Linked DNA regions of Homo sapiens: region 2 is linked to region 1. Evidence: read pairs that join two places in POLR2A ChIA-PET (ENCODE). Cell type or tissue: B cell. All regions are shown on one strand. Each heading gives the region's core, and the rest is flanking DNA. Links, peaks and the distances in the headings are about the cores only.

Evidence for each region. ChIA-PET counts read pairs that join two places held together with the same protein. Peaks named below come from ENCODE experiments on the same cell type or tissue, not always from the same donor. Only the 100,000 strongest peaks of a DNase experiment are listed, where the experiment ranks them.
Region 2: POLR2A ChIA-PET joins it to region 1 with 7 read pairs; 2 of 35 experiments call an interaction of 5 or more read pairs at or near these places.

What each region holds. Positions count from the first base shown.
Region 1 is chr15:63,557,861-63,560,778 of GRCh38, reverse strand. USP3 (ubiquitin specific peptidase 3) reads right to left here. Exons shown (of 15, transcript NM_006537.4): 6 at 2,591-2,673; 7 at 809-922. Among named protein-coding and RNA genes, the nearest start is that of FBXL22, 38 kb to the left of the region's middle. RefSeq lists an enhancer at 541-1,094. In B cell, for the core only: no CTCF peak of the experiment used is centred there; no DNase peak of the experiment used is centred there.
Region 2 is chr15:63,673,868-63,676,785 of GRCh38, reverse strand. HERC1 (HECT and RLD domain containing E3 ubiquitin protein ligase family member 1) reads left to right here. Exons shown (of 78, transcript NM_003922.4): 38 at 1,669-2,444. Among named protein-coding and RNA genes, the nearest start is that of USP3-AS1, 74 kb to the right of the region's middle. In B cell, for the core only: no CTCF peak of the experiment used is centred there; no DNase peak of the experiment used is centred there; H3K27ac peaks cover 1,292 bases.

The DNA of each region.
Region 1 (2,918 bases), core at 296-2,795:
CTTCTGAACCACAAATAAGGGAGGTCTACACCAAATGAGGATACAGGATTGGTTCTTAATGAGCACTTGTCCGTTTTCTTCCCCCCCTCTCCGTATCAACCAAAAATTGACTTTATTCCCCCACAACTAATCTGTTGACTACAAATTAATTTCAGTATCCAAGACAGGTTTACCTAACACTGTCGGACAAATCAACTCACATGGACTAATGAGATTCATAGTCATCTACACCTAGAACTGCACTTCATATCTAGATGCCAATTCTAGAATGCCCAAATCTGCAGAGTCAATAAGTAGAATGCTAAATTTATCCCTCCTGTTACGGTAAATAAAGGAATCCCAACAATTTTTTTTTTTTTTTTTGAGATGGAGTCTCGCCCTGTCACCTAGGCTGGAGGGCAGTGGCGCGATCTCGGCTCACCGCAACCTCTGCCTCTTGGGTTCAAGCGATTCTCCTGCCTCAGCCTCCCGAGTAGCTGGGATTACAGGTACCCGCCACCATGCCCGGCTAATTTTTGTATATTTAGTAGAGATGGGGTTTCACCATGTTGACCAGGCTGGTCTTGACTGACCTCAGGTGATCCACCCGCCTCAGCATCCCAAAGTGCTGGGATAACAGGCGTGAGCCACCACACCCGGCCGGAATTCCAACAATTATTAAGATTGCTAACTAGATATTTAAACACAATTTTTAGAAGATTTTTTTTAAGGCATGTGCCTGTTAGCTCACTTAGTACAATGGAAACCACCAGTGAAAGTAATTTGTTTTGTAACTCAAAGCCAGAAAGGACATACTCTTATAACTCACACATTGTTATCCCCTTGGCTCCTGGTGTGGTATGTCCGCCTTCCTGCTGTTTTCCCATTCCTTAACTCCACGGCGGGCAGTTCTTTGAAATAACAGCAAAACTGCTCAATGTTACTATTTTAAAAGGAAGGGAAAAATATTTTAAAAAGAAAAGAATAGGACTGTAAAGAAAGTTGATGAAGCCTACATATACATTTTGAAACTGCCATTTTTCAATTGTCTCATTTAAACTGTACTCAGTGCAATCTCTTGCATTCAGATTCTTCATTATGATTTTTCCTTCTCTCTAAGAAAACAGTATAGACAGATGACTTTGTAAAAAAACAAAAACAAAAAACAAAGAGCTGAAAACAAAATCTCTTTTCAAAAAAATCCCCAATTCTCCCTCCAGCTATAGGTAGTCACCATTTCTTTCTTTTCGGTTGCTTGTTTCCAGTTATTCAATAATTTCCTCAAATAAAAACAAACCATGAAACCGACCATATTATTTTGATACACTATACAGAATCCTAAGGAGAATTCAGTAGTAATTATAATTTCCTCTTTGAGCAAGAAGAGATAAGCTAAGAGGCAGTGCCTTCCAGGAGAGATCAAATATGCCTTCTGCTTCTTATCAGCAATGTAACCTTGGGAAGATCATTTATTCTGGCCTTTGATGTCTCATTAAAATCTAAAAGTATGCAACTTTCAAAATAATTTATTCTACAAAACTTAAGTCAGCCTTGTTGACTATTTTATTTTTACTACTTGTCTCATATTTTGAAGACATCTCATCTTATGACCTTGATTAACCCATTTATGCCTAGTGTTCCATTATTGGAACGCTAAGCTTCTGGGAGTTATTTATATCTTACTGATCGAGGTCATCACCAACGTCTGATTTTTCATACAGAAAAATTGCAACCTCTGACATAAATGGGTTAAAACTTAACTAATGACTGAAATAAGCTCTCTGAACAAGGCTCTCTGTAACCCAGGGGTCTGCAAACTGTAGCCCACAGGCCAAATCTAGCCCTCCACCAGGCAGCTCTTAAAGCGAGTTTTAAATTTTTAAAGTGTTGTTTTATTTAATTAATTAATTAATTTATTTATTTTTGAGACAGGGTCTCGCTTTGTCACCCAGGCTGGAGTGTAGTGGCGCCATCTTGGCTCACTGCAACTTCCACCTCCTGGGTTCAAGCGATTCTCCTGCCTCAGCCTCCCAAGCAGCTGGGACTAGAGGCGCATGCCACCACGCCCAGCTAATTTTTGTATTTTTAGTAGAGATGGGGTTTCACTATGTTGGCCAGGCTGGTCTCAAACTCCTGACTTTAGGTGATCTGCCCGCCTCAGCCTCCCAAAGTGCTGGTGGGATTACAGGCCTGAGCCACTGCACCTGGCCCTAAAGTGTTGTTTTAATAAAGAGCGGGGGGGTGGGGGATATCTGAGAGAGACTGTAGCCTGAAATACTAAAATGTTTACTATCAGGCCTTTCACAGAAAAAGTTTGCTGACCTCAGTTCTAGCCTATTCAAAAAGCAACCGGAAATAACCGCAAACAACTATTCACTGCAGGACACTGCTCTAAGTACTTTAGACAAATTACATTATTCAATCTTCCCAACTACCCCATGAGGTAGGAACTACTGTCCCCAATTTTACTGATGAGGAAACAAAAGCACAGGAAATTAAGGTATCTTGCTCCAAACCATATGACTAGAGTTAGTGGCAGACGAGATAGGGAGCCAGAGCCCGTGCTCTTAACCTTTAATGTCAGACACTTAAGCTCTGACTGTAGCGTTACCTGAGTGACTGAAGGATGGCATTCATGAAACATGTGTTCCCCAAATTCCGAAGGCCTGTGGCACAAATGGCAGTGGTGCTTCCCTGTAAGTGGTGCAAGAAGAGGCCATCAGTAATGCCAAGGGAAGGCCAACTGTTTCAAACATCAAAGCTAAGGAAAGGCCTCTGAAATCTAGCACCAAGCCAATTTGGAATTGGTCCTTTTCTGTCCAATGAATATTTCAAACAAACTCTCTAGTCTCTGTATAAATGTCTGGATATTTTTAGAAGGCTGTTTCTGATCCTGGGATTGTTCTAAATAGAAGTATCTTATTGAAAGCTTATGAGGA
Region 2 (2,918 bases), core at 245-2,744, 120 kb before region 1:
ATTTTATTTGATTTTATTATTTATTTTTTTGAGACGGAATCTCGCTCTGTCGCCCAGGCTGGAGGGCAATGGCATGATCTTGGCTCACTGCAACTTCTGCCTCCCGGGTTCAAGCAATTCTCCCACCTCAGTCTTCCGAGTAGCTGGGATTACAGGCACCCACCATCATGCCCGGCTAATTTTTATATTTTTGTAGAGACAGGGTTTCACCATGTTACCCAGGTTGGTCTTGAACTCCTGACCTCAAGTGATCCACCTGCCTCGGCCTCCCAAAGTGCTGAGATTACAGACATGAGCCACCACGCTCGGCCGGAACAATATCTAAAACAGTGGTTCTTTGTGGTTTTGGAGTGGTACTGTTTCAGAATTTAGTGAATGCTATGGATCATCTTAGCCAAAAAATACATACACATAAACTTTACACACAATTTCAGGGGTTAATGGACTCTGCCTTCCCCTCCATTCTACCAAGCTAAGAAACCAGTGACAGCTTTACAGAATGACATGCAAGTGTCGACCTTTCCTCTCATTCTTTGCCTTGTTTCAGAAAGGATTTATGATGCCTGGTTAAGATGCATACAGTAGGCTGGGCTTGGTGGCTCACACTTGTAATCCCGGCAGTTTGGGAGGCAGAGGCAGGCAGATCACCTGAGGTCAGGAGTTTGAGACCGGCCTGGCCACCATGGCAAAACCTTCTTTCTACTAAAAATACAAAAAAGCCAGCCGTAGTGGCGTGCGCCTGTAATCCCAGCTACTCAGGGAGCTAAGGCAGGAGAATCTCTTGAACTCAGTAGTCAGAGGTTGCAGTGAGCTGAGATCGCACCACTGCACTGCAGCCTGGGTGACAGAACAAGACTCCGTCTCCAAAAAAAAAAAAAAAAAGATGTATACAGTATAGCAAAATAAGTGAATTAATAAATTAAAACAAGAAAAATGAGCCTAGAGGAAAATAGAAAGGTAATATAGAACCAAGATTTAGGTTAGAACAACAAAACTTTATACCAGCAAAAGCTTTTTATTACATTTTGTATAATTATATCATTCTTAAACTTCAGGAAGTTCTTGCCAATATCAGGAAATATATAATTATATTTTGGCTTAAACTATAGAGGCATTATTTGAGACTACAAAGTAAACTTTTTTATGAAATGAAGTCCTCACTGAAATAAGTTATAAGTAACCATTTATAAACTAGATTTATTATACAAATTTTCTGAATAGCTTACATCAAACTACATCTGACCAACCTCCTGTTTTTATAAGTAAAGGTACACAGCCACACCCATTTGTTTAGTTGTATCAGTGGCTGCTTTTGCACTATGATGGCAGGGTTGAGTGGTTGCAGCTGAGACTGTGTGCCCTGCAGAGTCTAAAATATTTCCTGTCTGGCCCCTTACAGAAAGTTTGCTAACTCCTGGCATACATTATATATTAGTGAATATTCTTATTTGAAAGCATCTCATTGCTTCTGCATTTAGTATCACATCTCCCCATTTTCTCATAATAGACTCGTTTTTCTCTGTGTTTGTAATGATTTCTCTAGTTTGTGTAAATTATTCTCTGTATTGTGTACATGATGCACCTTATTTTGTCTACATTATTTTCCGTACCTTCCTCCCGTCTTTCCCTCACTTGCTTCTTCCTGTGTCATTCTGATCTTTATTAAAGCTTCCCAACTTTTTGGTCGCCTAGTGATACTCCATTGTATAATCTGGAACCCTGTGAACCATTGCCGTTTGATGTGGCGCGATTCCGAGGCCTGACGGCTTCTGTGCTGCTGGACCTAACATATCTCACTGGCGTTCATGAAGACATGGGCAAACAGAGCACCAAACGACATGAAAAGAAACACCGACATGAATCCGAGGAGAAAGGGGATGTTGAGCAGAAACCTGAGAGTGAATCCGCTTTAGATATGCGAACAGGCCTAACATCTGATGACGTCAAAAGTCAGAGTACCACAAGCTCCAAATCAGAAAATGAAATCGCTTCATTTTCTTTAGATCCAACACTGCCAAGTGTGGAATCCCAACATCAAATAACAGAAGGGAAAAGAAAAAATCATGAACACATGTCCAAAAACCATGATGTAGCCCAGTCAGAAATCAGAGCAGTCCAGCTGTCCTATCTTTACCTCGGTGCTATGAAGTCACTTAGTGCCCTTCTTGGCTGTAGTAAATATGCTGAGCTGTTGCTGATACCAAAAGTTCTGGCTGAAAATGGCCACAACTCAGACTGTGCAAGTTCTCCAGTTGTTCATGAAGACGTGGAGATGCGAGCAGCCCTGCAGTTCTTGATGCGACACATGGTGAAGCGAGCAGTCATGCGGTCACCCATAAAGAGAGCATTGGGATTAGCTGATCTGGAACGAGCGCAAGCCATGATCTATAAATTAGTGGTTCATGGGCTTTTGGAAGACCAGTTTGGGGGCAAAATTAAGCAAGGTATGTTATCTGATTTTTTTTTTTTTTGCTTTTGTGCTGTTGAGATTATTTTCATAATTGTCAGAAGTGATACATTCTGTAAGTGATTTGTAAAAAAAAAAAAATTTTTTTTTTGGTCAAAGCAATTTTCACATCATTTTTTCTTGAAAACAGTTCTTTTTTATTATTTTTCTATTAGTAATCTTCTGTCTATAATTTTGCTATTTTAAACCTATACCAGTGTTAGAACACAGCAATTATTACTACATTTTGTAAAACAAAATTTAACTTATACCAAAAAAAGTATTTATTGATCTGACTCAAAATACATAGTATTCTGGCAAGCATGGTGGCTCATGCCTGTAATCCCAGCACTTTGGGAGGCCGAGGTGGGCAGATCACTTGAGGCCAGGAGTTCTAGACCAGCCTGGCCAACATGGTGAAACCCTGTCTCTACTAAAAATACAAAAATTAACCGGGCATAATGGCGTGTGC